Regions from separate parts of the Homo sapiens genome. Here all the other regions are linked to region 2. A link is a loop called in an ENCODE intact Hi-C map of the cell type or tissue named here. Cell type or tissue: sigmoid colon. All regions are shown on one strand.

Region 1 (5,000 bases), 71 kb before region 2:
TTTATAGCATAATGGGTTTCCTCAAACCACCACCCAACCAAAACCCAGCCCTTGATGATGACCTGCGCCCACCACGCAGGGCGCCCTTGATGCACACGCACCTGCCGCCCCCGCCCTGTGACCACCGCCCTGAGTGCCGGGCTCATCATCCCTTCCATGCCCTTTCTACATTGCTACTATGCATCTGTGTGTATTCATTAAGACCATTACTTTTCTTTCAGATTTTAAATTTATTAAAGGCTTTAGTGCTGAATGTGATTTTGAGGACTCTTTTAAAAAAATACTTTTGGTTGGAATGTGGACATTTCCCACTTAGCATTGTGTTGCTCATGTTCCTCCATATTGATGTGTGTTTAGCTAGAGTACCCCCGTCTAACTCTGCGAATATGCCACACTGTGTGCACCTGCTACTCCTTAATGGACACTTGAGCTTTTTCAGCTTCTTCCTTTATTTGTTTGTTTTGCTTTGCTTTGGTGTATTGTATTTTATTTTTGCTATTACCAACAGAGATACTTTGAACATTCTTTTCTGTGTGTTCTTTTGAACACATGCAAGAATTTCTTATATATTGAAAAGCAGAGTTGCCGGATCATAGTGTATAGGAACATTCAGTTTTAAGGGATCATGGTAAGGTGCTTTCCCAGTGGTTGTGCCATTTTACACTCCTACAGTGGTGATGGAGACAGCCTATGATCCACATCCTTTCTAGTTCTTGGCATTGCCATTCTTGTACATTTTTGCTGAGTAGGTTTAGAATGATATCTCGTGTAGCCTGGATTTGCGTTTCTCTCATATCGCATGATGTTGAACATTTCCTCACGTTCAGTGGCCATAGTTATGTCCTCATCTTTGAGATGTCTGTTCATCCATTTTTCTATTGGATTTTTAATGCTCTTGTGGATTTATATCTAGGTTTTCAATCCTGGTTATGATGGATATTGCCCCCACCTTTTTGCTTTTCATTTTAGGACGACTACAAATGTTAACAAGTTTGTGTGTCATCATTACTTCATAGATCCCCTTCAGCGTCTCTTGGAGTTTTCTCCCCTCTAACTTTAGCTTGTCATCTGAAAGTGTCTTCCTCATGAGTCTTTTTGTGACAAGTCTTCTGAGGCCATATGTGCCTCTGAGAGTATTTTTGTCATGCTCACACATTTGAATGACAGTTTGGCTGGATACAAAATTCTAGGTTTTAGCTTCCTTTTCTTCAGTAAATTAAAAACACCAGCTGGGGGTGGTGGCTTACACCTGTAATCCCAGCACTTTGGGAGGCTGAGGTGGGTGGATCACCTGAGTTCAGGAGTTCGAGACCAGCCTGACCAACATGGCAAAACCCCACATTTACTAAAAATATAAAATTAGCCGGGCATGGTGGCGGGAGGCTGAGGCAGGAGAATCACTTGAACCCAGGAGGCAGAGGTTGCCGTGAGCCAAAATCACACCACTGCACTCCAGCCTGGGTGACAGAGTGAGACTCTGTCTCAAAAATAAATAAAATAAATAAATAAAAATAAAAACACCACTTCATTGTCTTCCTGCATCCTGTGTTAATCTGATAAAAATAAAAACACCGCTCCACTGTCTTCCTGCATCCTGTGTTAATCTGGTTCTTGTTTCTTTGAATGTGATCTACTCTTTGTTTCTGGAAGCTTTGTATGTATTTTCATTGTCTTTTTAATATTCTTGATCTTCACTATGATGTACCTAATTTATGATGTTCTTCCTCTGTATATCATAAGACCTCACAGAATGTGACGATTAAAAAAATCAGTATAAAAGACAGAACAATGGTCGCCAAATAATAAGCACTAAATAAGCAACAGCTGTGTTATATTATCATTATATTCAGCTTTGTGGGTTTTTTGAGCCATTTTTATTACCTCTGCCTTTGCCCACTCTTTGACCTTTCATTGCTCAGCAACACTCTGATGTAGGTGAATGAAAGAAATCGTATAAAATGTGAAACCAGTTGTTAGCAATTCTGGTATAAAGAGAATTTACATTTTTGGCTAAAATGAAGTTTGCATACTATCAGTGACTGATATATCCATGCTACGCTTATTCATATAGCCATGCTATAATAAAGTTGCATGATATTCCCATTTTAATTTTTTATTTAAGGGAACATTATATTTTCACTGAATTTATAATATGCTTATCTCCCAGCCAATAATTATTTTTATAATGTGTAAGTCTCTGTGTACTAATTCCAATATCTGGCCAACTATGAATCTGTTTTTATTGACTTTTTTCTCTTGATTTTAGATAGTATACTATCTGTTGTGGATGAGGCATTGTAGACATTCTAGATTCTGTTATTTTCTTTTGGGCAATTACACTGATCTTGTAGAGGCTTCGTTATAGGACTAGGCTCTTTTGGCTTTGATCTTAGTTCTAAGGTGTGGTTCATAATCCCTCTGGGGTGTCCATGTCCTCAGATGTGATCAAGCCCTGTAGTTTGGCAGGACCTGATCTTCTCTGTCTTCACAGTGGCAAGCAGATGTCAAAATCTCTACTCTGCGTTTTCAACCTTCCTGCTGTCCTCCACGGGGATCCTGGGAATATTATCCTGTGTGCGTGCCCTTCAGGAGCCAGCCTCCGACTCGGGGAAGGTTTACATGAGGGTTTTGGCTCCCTTCTTCCTAGGGCTTTTGCCTGCAATATCCAGGCAGCCTTGAGCATGGTCTCAACCCAGTAAGGCTGCTGCCTTTCAGTCGCATGCTAACCCCCACATGACTTGTGAGTGAGGAGCACCCTTGGGAAAAGCCAGATGAAAGTGATTCATGCAGAGTTACTCTCATTTTCTAAGGGTCACGGCCCTTCCATTTCCTGCCTTCCTGCCTGCATTTGTTTGTTGTTCAGAATTTTCAAATGGCTTTTTAATATTTTGTCCAGAGCTTATCATTATTGGCAAAAGGATGAGTCTGATATAAGTGATTCTGTCATTACTGGACTCTAGAAATCCCAATCAGTAAGTACATTATGGATAAAAAGACAAAGTAGCATGGTTCGCATAGGACTCAGATTTGAAAATGCATTTCCTGTAGATCATTTTTATCCACAGAGAAATTCTGGTTTGCCTGGGACCACCGTAGGAGCTGCATGTGTCTGTGCTGGTGCAGAGGTGTCTGGGCATGGCTGAGGAGAGCATCTGCAAGTGAAGCCAGCAGAGGAGACCACTCAGAGTGGCACTGACTGGCTCGGGGAAGCACTGGGGCCACACGGGGCACTTGATGCCGTGGGAAAGGGCTGCTCTGTAGCTTCAGGCAAACGTGGGCCTCACTTTTATTTTCTCAGCTCTTTGAACGATAAAACACTGACTACTGCAGCCACAACCAAGAATATAACTTCCTCTCTGCTGGCTGAGCCAGGTATCACTTCTTGAGAGAGTGAGTGTGGCTGGCAGCCATGCATGGGGTCCAGGATGACCAGCTCAGCCTCCCCTCGCCCTGCAGGGCTGCAAAAGTGAGACTGTCTTCACACCTCTGGCTCGTTGTCTTCCTGGTTCTGGATCTCTCAGTTCCTCTGTGTCTTTTTCTCCCATTTCCTATCCCACTGCTATGGGTACCCTCCTGGGTCCACCATCCCCCATAGAGGAGTCACTGCCACGTCTCCCCCGAACGTGCCTGACCCTTGCACTGCACCCTCCCCTGGGCCACTGTCCTTCTCCATCACTCACTTCCAGCCAACACTTCTGCCATCACTCACTTCCAGCCAACAGTCCGCGAGTGTGTTTTGGAGATGTGCATACTTGCTCTGCACCTGCCATTATGTTTTTAAGGGGTGTTATTTGTTCTTAATTTTAAAAGTAGGTGAATTAAACATTTTGCATTTCTCCTACTAAAAATACTGCATTGCCTTTTTACTCTGCTGCCTCGATTCTGCCCACTGTATGCCAGTAGCCCGGATGGGAGGAGAGATGCTTTCCTACCTCCTGTTGGCGCCACGTTAGAGAAAGCCTGTCCGGCTCCACACGCGCTCCTAAGGATGGACCTGCGTCAGACATGAACCCAGCTCTGACCTGTAGGATTTTATGATTATGAACATGATATAATTGAATTTGCATTTCTTTTGTGTGTCTTGAGGCTACTCATTTATTCTACTCCAGCAGTCTCCCCAGCTCACTTCCTTAAGAAGGAAAGAAGTGGCAGGTCCAGTCCACTCCAGCATCTCGTTTGGAGACTGAGCTTTATTAAGCATCTCGGCGCTCCTCTCCAGGGACCGGGCTTCATGTGGCTGCAAACGGCTTCTCTCCTTTCTCCTGACAACTCACTGTGGCAGCTCTGTAGTCTCACGCCTTGACAGAATGGCAATGAGATTTTCTTTACAAATCTAAAAGCTGCCGAATTAAGGAAATCTGAGTGTACTTGTTCACCGTGGTAGTCCCTGTCCCCACCTTTAACTCTTCCCTTTTTCTGCAGGCCTGTTGAATTTCCTGGGTGACTGTTCCATTCATGCCGTTCACATTCTTTTCTTTCTCTGCAGGTTTTGCATGCAGAAATGTGTCAGTCTGGTGCCTGGCGTCACACTGGATTTGATAGAAAAGTAAGTAGGATTTTTAAGCTCTTGTGGCTCTCTGGATCTGATGAGTTTCTTTTCCTTTTTGAAGGCTCTTGCTTCTCAGAAGTACTTTCTATCAACATGGCATGTTCCCTTTCATGTGGCTGTGTTCTTTTGTTCTCTGATTAAGGCTGTGTTTGTGATTGTCACACTGGGGCTTAGTGCAGGAGATAACCAAACATGGGCCATATGAAAAGAAAAATAATAAAAAGCTGAATTCCTTTGAACATTTAAAAAGTCTCCAGACTTTAAGCCAAAGCAAGAACATACCACTTCGCATACAAATCATTTCTGCTGCCACTGAAATGATAGCTAGATCATAGCTAGCTCTTACCTTATTTTCTGAAACTGTCCCTTTAATATTCTGTAACTTTCCATCCCCTCCCCCCCTGTCGCCATCCAGTTTCCATTTTACTATCTCAGGGCAAACTGATTTCAG
Region 2 (5,000 bases):
CAAGAGCAGACGAGGCCACTGAGGGCAGGCAAGGGCCCCAGGCGCAAGCAGCCTGCGCCTCCACAAGGAAAAGCTGCCACCCGATTCATTCCAGTCTCTTGACACCAGTCAAGGCTGGCAGTATGTGGCAGCTTCTAGGAATAAATCAGAGATGAATAAATCTGGAGGAAGCCCCTCTTTACTTTAAGTGAGGCCCATTCATTCCTGTTGCGTTTCCCATATGTGCTGAAGATAGCACCGCAGCTGGTCCCGCGTGGCACCCCTGCTGCTGCCCGTTCCCTTGCTGCGGCACAGGTGCGCTGACGCCCTCCCTCGCCCCCAGGCCTTGTCTGTCGGCATCTTCCCCTACGTGCTGAAGCTGCTCCAGAGCTCGGCCCGAGAGCTGCGGCCACTTCTCGTTTTCATCTGGGCCAAGATCCTCGCAGTGGACAGCGTGAGTATCCCCGCCCTCCTCCCCAGAGTGATGTGAACCTGCCGGCCCTTCTGGGGATGCCGAGCCCTGCGTTTCCAGCCTGCCCTTTCTCCAGCCTCGCTCCCTCTCCAGGCACCGCCGTTCCCTTCCTCTCTTCTGGGGTAAAGTGGGACGCGCCCGCCTCGGCAGCCACCTCTGGGTCGTGGGGGCTGTCACCTACCTGTCCTGTCCCTGGCCTTCCCCTGGTACCCTGCGCTCAGTCCCCCCACACCGTCCTGTCCCTGGCCTTCCCCTGGTGCCCTGCACTCAGTCCCCCTGCCTGTGTCTGACCCCCGTAAGGCTGTCCCCGTGCTCCTGACCCTGACTGGAAGCAACCCCGCCATGGCATAAACTTGGCCTCTGCCTCGCCCAGACCCCGCATTGGCTCTCCTGTGCCCACCATTGCATTTCTCCCCCTCCTCAACCCTGCACAGGTGGTCTGGGCCAGGCCCCGAGGTGTTAGGGGCCACCCCCTTACACGGGGCTGTCCAGCTCTGTCCTCTCTGACGGGCATCAGCCCTGGCCCTGCAGCCATGTGTTCGCCCCTCAATCATCTAGGCCAGGGACCCATATTTAGCTATGTTAAGAGAGACACAAGGTCAGCTGTCCCTGTCCCCAGCGGCTTATGCTTGGGTGCTGGCAGGGGTTGCAGGTGACACCAGCCCTGTTGTGAGGCAGGGTCACCTCCTGCAGGAGCTACCAGCGAGATGGGTCAGAGGAGTGGGGCTGAGAAGTCGTGTGGGCGAGACCCGGCCTATGCTGAACTGGAAACGCCAGGAAGGGCCTTGAGGGGGTGGATGTCGGGCGGGGGTCCAAACATGGAGGTGGCAGGGAGGGCTGGGAAGACATTTAGAGGAGGGCAGGCCACTCCCTGTGGCTGTGTGCGGGGACACGCAGGGAGGCCCCATCCACGCAGACGGTGCACGGTTCCCGGTAGACACAGTTGAACTTCATTTAGCAGGCATGGGGATTATTACAGATTTTGGAACAAAGACATCAAAGAATGAAGCTGTGGTTTATAAACATTGCCTGGCCTCGGTGTCAAGTGGATTGTAGGGAAACACGGGGTGGAGAGCATTTTCCTCCAGGAGGGTGGGCAGAGGAGGTCGGGCTGCAGGGCTGGGAGGGCGGCACCAAGCCTGGGTTGGGAGAGGCGACTCGGGCTGAAGCCTGTGTGGCCGGCTGGGGCTCGGGGAGCCTTCCAGAGACAACTGGTCAGGAGCCCTGTGCGGCCTAGGAGCAGGGCTGGCCCGATGCCAAGACTGGGGACCTCGTCTACCCAGTGGTGATGGCAGGCGAGACCCTCGAAGGAAAATGTGGAAGGCTCAGCTGCGGGAGAACTCTCGAAAGCTCCTCGTGTGACACAGTGGAGAGGAGAGCTGTACAGAGTGGTGCAAAGGGTCTGGGAAGGGCTCATTTATAGAACGTGAAGATTCTAGAACAAAGGGTGTGTGCTGAGAATGGAGTTGGGGGATATGTTGCCCTCTGCAGGGTTGTTGGGGACAAAGATTTCCCAGAGATGCCTTTGCCTTTAGCTGTCCGTGTGCGGAGGGGCACACGTGTGTGATACAGAGCTGGGCTCGGAGCCAGGTTGGCAGGGAGCCCCGGGAAGAAGCCAAGTCAGTCTTGCTCTGGGGGTGCCGCCACGGGTGAGGAGAGCGGGACGGAGGAGCCGGCATCAGGGCAAGGCTGGCTTTGCTCCCTGCTTGGTTTTGAAGCAAACCAGCCCCAGCAACTCATTAGAAGGCCTGTAGGAGCAGGTCCACGTTCCCCCCGGACTTCGGCCAGCTGCTGTGTGCACGTGTGTGCGGGGGTGGTCATGTATGTGGGCGCTTGTGCGTGCATGTGTGTGTGGCGCCCTGTCAGGCGGCTTTCATATGCAAAGTCTCTTAATTCCTAAGTCCCCTGTGAAGTTAGCTTGAATTTGCAGCCTATTTACTGGTGAGGCGCCGCCCACAGGAGGGAGCAGGGGCCACATAGCTGCCATGCGAGGGGCCGGCACCCCACTGGGCCCCTGCGCCGGGTCTGGAGCTCCTTGCCCACACAGGGAAATGGAAGGTCTAGCAAAGTCACAGAGCAAGTACAGGAGAGTGCCAAGAACACCTTGGAGAGGCCATGGCTTGGAGCCGGGGAAGACCACCCTTTCCTTTTCTGTGTGGCAGGTGAGGGGAGAGTGGACGGAGCTTAAGCCCCCGGGGCTCCTGCCTGCTGCCCGGCGCTCCCCAGGCCACATTCTGTCAGCTCCTCCGTCCAGTCACTGGCACTGAGACCCAGCCTCATCCTTAGCCCTGTCAGCCATGTCGCACTGGCCACCAGGACCTGCTGTGCTCGCTGAAGCTGCCCTGTTGGGCTTTGTTCAGCCAAATTCACTGACCCTGTTGTCCAGGCACTGGCAGGCACCCCGAGCCACAGGCTCGTACCCCGCACTGTGCGCTCTCACCCGTCAGCCCTGCACACCCCACACAAAGCCACTGCTGTGTCTCCCACCCACAGCCGCTGCTGATTCAAGTCCAGCCCAGGCCATCAGGTCCCCAACTGTGCTGCCCACGGACCCCTGGGCCCCTGCTCAGCCCTTCTGCTCCCTGCACCCAGCCCTGACCATAGCCTCCCCACACCCCAAGTCCTCACGTACTACTTTGGTGTCACAGCTGAAGTCAGGGGGCAGTGGGGAGGCTGCTGCCGAAGCGGACGGTGAGGGCTTCCACCTTGGAGGCAGGCGTCAGTCGTACCCAGCACCAGTTGACCTCTCGCTGGTTCCGCTGATTCTTGTAGATTCCCTGGGATTTTCTGCTAGTTCACTGGTTCTTGTAGATTCCCTAGGATTTTATGTATATGCTCTCTCCAAGCAGAAGCAGCTTCCAGCCCCTCTTCCGGTTCTGGGATCTCTCACTCTTTTTCTGGGCCTGGGGCACTGACCATGGCTCTGCTGGCACGGGTCGGCTACCGTGCTTGCCATCTCTCCCAGCTGCTCCTGATTTCCTGAGCTGGATGCGGGGAGCTGCTGCTCTTCCTCTCAGCACAGCTGAGGTTGACCTTGACCTCAGTTCAACCTTGAACCCTCCTGGGCCCAGTGCTCTGCACCTGGCTGTGACCAGAGAACGCTCCATAATGGTGACCTGAATACCATATATTTCAGCAAAATATTTTCCCTGCTACCCATTAAACTACAGATAAAGAATGACTGCTTTGAAAGATTGGCTAAAGCACTGGATTTAAGGTTAAAACCCTGAGTTTGATCCCATCACCGCATTTGCTCTTACAAGTCATTTTCACTTCCCTTGGCCATGATTTGCCTCTGTAAAATCATGAGCCTTCGGCCGTCTGCCTTCAGCCACAGTTCCAGAGCTCAGAACCAGGACGTGGAAAACTGCTGTGTAAATTATAGAGGAACAGGAACAGGACCAGGAAGGGGCACCACGTAAATCTCACATCTCTCCTGCCTGTCCCTGTTACACTAAAACCTTTTCTTGCTAAACAGAAAGCTTGGCTTTGTGGATCAGGACGCGAGAGGTGTGGGTCATTTCTATTTTACTCTTCTTCAAATTCACTGAAGAGCCACATTATGTAAACAAAGGGTGTTTGGCAGGAAGTCATTTTGAAACGTGGTTTCTGTCCTACACCCATATCTTCGTCATCTACATGGACACACTTAGAAATATCTTGGCACCTGGCCACGGATGAAGGACCATGTGTAGGGGCTCTGGGATGCACAAAACGGTGACCCTCACATGACACAAAGCCCAGGGTGAAGGGAGGAAGAGATGCCATCTGCATGCAGAGGTCTGGGATTACGGCCGCCTGAGCCTGCTCCCCAGCACCGCCAGTGCTGCAGGAACGTGTCTAAGCCAACTTTGATTCTCAGACTTCGTGTTTTTAGTACCTTTTAGGACCTGGAAATTGATGATGTCTTTATTTTTAGTCTCAGGGGTGGCTCTTGGTGAAAGGGGACAGCCTTCCTCGTACCTTCCTCGTGACATTCTCACTGCATCCACAGCCCATCATGGTATTGCAGTGCAGGGCGTCTTGTTTAAAACTGGCTCTTGGTCCCGTGGATCTCCCAGGGCCTGTTGCTCTCGAGTGCCCCAAATGGCAGAACGTGGCCATGAGCACGGAGGCTGCAGCGTGCCTTCGTTTTACACCCTGCTCCAGGCAGATACCAGGGCCTCGGGTTTATTATTCATGCTGCTGAAGGGGTCATCTGCTCAGTACTGCTTGGGGAGCTGTTCCCACAGCCAGCTGGGCATGCCCTTGCCTGCAGTGTTCTTGTAACTGCCTGCAGGCATCACAGGCCTTCCTGTGAATTAATTTCTTAACCAGCTTGTTGCACCTGCATGTTTAAAAGCAATCATTCCACTGAGGGGCATTTTGAAGTGTTTCCGGTAGAAACTGAGCCTCGTCTACCTCACCTGCCTCGCCCTTCCTTCCATCGTTACCCTGGCGATAACTTCCCAGAGATGAAAGTTCCCTGTGTTTTTGAGGGGTCATTCCTCTACTCCCTTCCCCTCCCCACGTCTGGCCATGGATGTTGCTGGCGGTCCTCCGGATCTCC
Region 3 (5,000 bases), 86 kb before region 2:
GCCCCCTCTCCTTCCCAGCCCCAGGTGTTTACCCTGGTTGTTTGTGTTTCTTGTTTTTCTGTGTAATGGAAGGAAGGTATCACCTGAGAGGCCTTAGGAATGACACAGGAAACCCTGCTGCCTCCATTCAGACTTGGGTGGGGTGGGGGTGGGTGGAGGCCAGCTGGCATCTCCCAGGATTTCTGAACCCTCGTGTCCCTCAGCCAGCCACCGCCATGCCCAGCTCCAGGCCTCGCCCCCGATATGGGGGAAGCTGTTGCTGCTGGATCTGACGTGCCCGTCTTCTCGCTCGGGCACCCCAGCTGGTGCGTAGCGAGGCAGTCACAGCTCACTGCAGCCTCGACCTCCTAGGCTCAAGTGATCCTCCCACCTCAGCCTCCCTGGTAACTGGGTCTATAGGTGCACACCACCATGCCTGGCTAATTTTTCACATTTTTTGTAGAAATGGGGTCTTGTTATATTGGCCAGGCTGGTCTTTAACTTCTGGCCTCAAGCAGTCCTCCAACTGCAGCCTCCCAAAGTGCTGGGATTACAGGCCTGACACTAATTTCTGCACATAGAGGTGAGGAGGCACCTCGGGTATCAGGGTAGTGAATGAGTGCCTGGACCACACAGGCCAGAGTCGAAATCTGTTCACCTGCCTTAATCTGCCACTGTTTGGCTGCTTTTAAAAAATAAATGTACATCTTTGTCTTGGATTGTCTTCCTTAATATCACATCCAAAAACTCAATACTAGCAATTTTTCAGAAGACCTCGATGTTTTGGGCAGCCCTTAGACCTCCCTGTCACTTGACCCAAATGGTGCTGGGTTGACCCCAGTCCAGCAGGGACCACCAGTGCTGTCCCCAACATGACTGGTTCCCCCTGTCTCTCCCCCCACATGCCTGGACCCCCTTCCTCTCCCTCCACATGCCTGGACCCCCTTCCTCTCCCTCCACATGCCCTGTTCCCCTTCCCCTCCCCCCCACATGCCTGGTCCCCCACCCCTACCCTCCCCGCCCTTGTCTGGTCTTCAGTGCCTCCCTGATGAGGGGCAGCTGCCCCCATTCTCCTGCGGCAGCTTCACCAGCCACACGGCTCATCCAATGGCTTGGACCTTGTTTCATTCACTAAAGCACCAGCTCTAGCACTGTGAGGTCATTATTGAGTTTGTAAGCAAAAATCTTCTTAAGGAACAGACTAATGTGTATTTAATTTTCATTATGTACCAGGTACATATTAAGACTTTTTGTTTCTTTTAATCTCAGTAATTCCTGTTTTATAGTTCCATTATCCTCATCGTGTAAGTGAAAGGTAAGTGGTGGCAGCCGGACATCAAGGTGTGAACTCGCCTGGGGCTGTACAGGGGCAGAGCCAGGGCTACGATTTGAACCGGGGTTTTCTGACCTGAGCGCTCTTCTCTTCATTACCTTCTGCCTCCTCCTTCTCACCACTTAAGTGGCTTCATGCATGCAGGGCTTTTAAAATGAGATTTTCTCAAAGAGCCGTGTGTCTGCAGGTGGCATGCGCTGGCACTGGGCTATTGGGAGGCACAGAGTTGTTCCTGGGTCTCTCCCACTGGAGAAAGCAGTGTGTTTGGCTGAGCCAGTGACACAGGGCTGCCCGGGAGCGGCACCACCACTCTTGGGACAGGTGGGCAGGCGCTGTTGATGTCCCTGGATGTTGTCCCTTCACCTGCAGTTTGTCACCAAAGCCCCGAGGGACTGTGGTAGAGACACAGCTAGTGGGGACTTCTCTGTTCGCACAGAGACTCTGCAGTTGCAGCTACATCACACTCTGGTAAATAGCGCCTCTGGCAGTGGGTTTTAATATCCACGTTGGTTGTTGAAGCAGTATATTCTAGGGGTGCCTGGGAAGACAGTCGTTTAAAATGTCTCTGCTTTTTATAGGTCAGTTTTTCTTCTTCTTTCTCACTCCCTTGCCAATTGTTGGACTTAAAGTTTGTTGGAAAGGCCCTTCCTTTATTTTGATTTGTGCCTGTGCTTTGCTCCAAGGCAGGCCACTGGGGGCATTTTTTACACCGAGGACTTGGTTGGAACCGTTAACCAGTGGCTGGCTGGTCTGTTTGTTTACAAGGCAGCCCCGCAGCCTTGTTCTGAGCTGGCTGGCTCCTAGATGTTATTTGGATTTGCTTCCTCTGGCACCAGGCCCTCCTCCAGGCAGGCGCTTGGGCAGGCTGGTGGGACTGATGGGTAGCCTTGCTGGGGACGTGTAGTCACTGTGGCGCTGCCAGCAAACTGTTCTTTCTGGAAGAGGAACGCTTGGTGCCTGGGTGTGTTCAGTGTGTTCTGTTGTGCATCAGAGCTCCCTCAGACGTCGACCGCTTCTGATTCCCTCCAGACAGCTCCCGGTGGACACGCAGGGCTATGCGGCCTGCCCTGGGGGCTATGGTGCTGAATCCTGACAAAGGCCCTCTTCTCGGGCTGTCAGAAAGGACGAGGCTGAGTCAGGCTTTAATGTAAACCATCACTCCCTGTTTTTCTATTTCTTCGTTGAAAGAAGCACTGATCATTGTGTTCACTAGAAACACCTCAAGTTTTTAAAAGGCTCCTCTCCTGTTGGTGTGACTCGAGGGCGCTGTGACATCCTGAGAAAGCGGGGACTCTGGGAGTCTGGATGTCAAGCTGGTCCCGTCTCCACCCGCCTTGAGTTCTCGGTTCTCGACAGCGCCCGTGTGATGATGATGCTCACGCTCCGGTGTGACACAGACGGCGCGGGAGCTGCACGGGAGAGTGCTTTGGAAGTGGAAGCCGCAATGTCATGTAAGCTGTTGAGTATGAATTGTATCATATTTCACAATCCACAGAGTATTCTCCCTTATGGTGTCACATTTGCTCTTACTAATAACCCAGGACTTGTCAAAGCAGACGTAGTGCATAAAACATCACTGTGTTACTGATGAGGTACCAGATGCTCCGCGTGCGGCCGTCTGGGGTGGACAGCTTCATTTATGGCAGAGCCAAACAGGAGCCCGGATCTTCTGATCCCAAATCCCGTATTATTTTCACTATTCCATGCTGCCTGCCTTCACCAACGTGAGCTGAAGTTATTACATGTTATCACTTTACTTGATGCCGTGCCGTACTTTACACGAGAACCAGCTTCCCGTTGGGGACTTTACAGAGCTTTCGGCAGGGACAGTAATGGGGGCGGCCCCTGGGAAGCTGTGCAAAGTAGCATTTGCGGCGCCACATCCCGCAGTGTTTCCTGAGGACTCGCTGTGTGCAGGGGACCGTAAGATGCCACAGAGAAATCAAGGAGGCTGCGGACACAGTGTCTGTCCTCAAGTCATTCATCATTCCCTTTCTCTGCCCCTCTGCCGTGGAAGGTTTTCAAGTAATTAAGCTGCTTGCTTATATGCAGCTTTCCTCCACGGGCCCCGCCTGTGCGTAGTCGTGCTCTGGCAGAGTCTCTGCACCTTCCTCCCTCGGGCTCCTGGGCCTGTGTCTGTCCGTCCTCCACTGTCTTGCTGTCTGCATCTTCATGGTGTAAGTCTGGCCCCTCAGCCGCCCCACAAGCCTGGCCCGGGGCCAGGCTTCCAGCCGCTGCTTCAACCCAAAGGTGGAACACCTGTTTCCTGCAGTGGAGAAGATGGGAAAGCCTTTTCTGCAGGGCTTTTACTCCCACTTCCTTCTTGTTTTCAGCCATTTTCTCTGTGCTGTTTTTCTCCTTTCTTCCTGAGACTTTCCCCTTTGACTTGTTCTTAGTCTTCTTTCTTTCTCTTTTGAACAGGTAGCGGTCTTGTTATGTTGCCCAGGATAGTCTCAAACTCCTGGCCTCAAGCGATCCTCTCGCCTCAGCTTTCCAAAGTACTGAGACTGCAGGTGTCAGCCCCATACCCAGCCAGTCTTCTCTTTTCTTTACTTTGAGTTTAGGCTTCTTGAGTTGTTTTCTTCTTCTCAGATGCTTCAGGGGGTAGCTGAGAATGTTGAAAATACTAAAGTGCAGCAGAAGCAAGGAGGCAGAGCCAGCCCTGGTTTCCCACTGATGATCAAATTTCTTTTTAGCTCAGAAATACTGGCTTATGCCTAACCCATCAAAGGTGCAGCATTGTTGGGCACAGGATGAAAAACAGACAGCCCCCACGTTTGGCTGTCAAACCACATGACCCAGAAATAGCCATCATTGTAAGAACCCCAGAGGGAGCCTTTGCTATCTTTTAATTTATTGCACAAATAATATTATAACAGTAAACAATGAAAAGGAAGAAATGAAAGAAAAATTACCCAGAATCCACTGTTTTTGCTATTCCATATTCTTCATACATTTGTCCATATATGCACATAATTTTACTTACTTGGAATTAAATATATTTTGTATTGTTTTTAATTTGAAGATCACTGATTTTATATTGCTATTGATATTTTCAAATTTAGTATTCCATCACATTTATAGACAGTATTACTTAATCATTTCCCTCTCATAAAATTATAGTGCTTGCAAGGAGTTTTTTCCTGTTCATCTTTGCGGTACATAGAACCTTCCTTAGCTGTCCATGGTAGCATGCAGCTGTAGTCTCAGCTACGTGGAAAGCTGAGATGGGAGGGTCACTTGAGCCCAACAGTTTAAAGTTATGATGAGCTATGATTGTGCCACTGTACTCTAGCCTGGGCAACATAGCATAGAGTAAGATCCTGTCTCTTAAAAGAAAAAAATAATAATATTTTCTTATTTTGGACTATTTCTTAGAATATGTTTCTGGGAATAAGATCAGTAGGTCAAAGTATATAGCTCTTGATATCTTTTGCCAAACTTCCTTTTTTTTTTTTTTTTTTTGAGATGGAGTCTCACTCTGTCTTCCCAGGCTGGAGTGCAGTGGCGTGATCTCGGCTCACTGCAAGTTCTGCCTCCTGGATTCAAGCGATTCTCCTGCCTCAGACTCCCAAGTAGCTGGGACTATAGGTGTGCACCACAATGCCCAATACTAATTTTTGTATTTTTAGTAGAGATGGGGTTTCACCATGCTGGCCGGGCTGGTCTTGAACTCCTGACCTTGTGA

What was found. Peaks named below come from ENCODE experiments on the same cell type or tissue, not always from the same donor. Only the 100,000 strongest peaks of a DNase experiment are listed, where the experiment ranks them.
Region 1: a loop joins it to region 2, with 2.0 times the contacts of the local background. A loop is called at or near these places in 11 of 110 quality-filtered maps.
Region 3: a loop joins it to region 2, with 2.6 times the contacts of the local background. A loop is called at or near these places in 8 of 110 quality-filtered maps.

What each region holds. Positions count from the first base shown.
Region 1 is chr17:80,786,964-80,791,963 of GRCh38, forward strand. RPTOR (regulatory associated protein of MTOR complex 1) reads left to right here. Exons shown (of 34, transcript NM_020761.3): 7 at 4,487-4,546. Among named protein-coding and RNA genes, the nearest start is that of CHMP6, 200 kb to the right of the region's middle. RefSeq lists a silencer at 3,293-3,372. In sigmoid colon, no CTCF peak of the experiment used is centred here; a DNase peak (open chromatin) is centred at 2,718; H3K27ac peaks cover 2,477 bases.
Region 2 is chr17:80,857,468-80,862,467 of GRCh38, forward strand. RPTOR (regulatory associated protein of MTOR complex 1) reads left to right here. Exons shown (of 34, transcript NM_020761.3): 13 at 323-433. Among named protein-coding and RNA genes, the nearest start is that of CHMP6, 130 kb to the right of the region's middle. RefSeq lists enhancers at 1-69, 70-999. In sigmoid colon, a CTCF peak has its summit at 4,536; DNase peaks (open chromatin) are centred at 1,704, 2,064 and 4,524; H3K27ac peaks cover 524 bases.
Region 3 is chr17:80,771,564-80,776,563 of GRCh38, forward strand. The region is part of intron 6 of RPTOR (regulatory associated protein of MTOR complex 1); the gene reads left to right. Among named protein-coding and RNA genes, the nearest start is that of CHMP6, 220 kb to the right of the region's middle. RefSeq lists an enhancer at 3,585-3,654. In sigmoid colon, no CTCF peak of the experiment used is centred here; DNase peaks (open chromatin) are centred at 1,768, 2,178, 2,668 and 3,238; H3K27ac peaks cover 434 bases.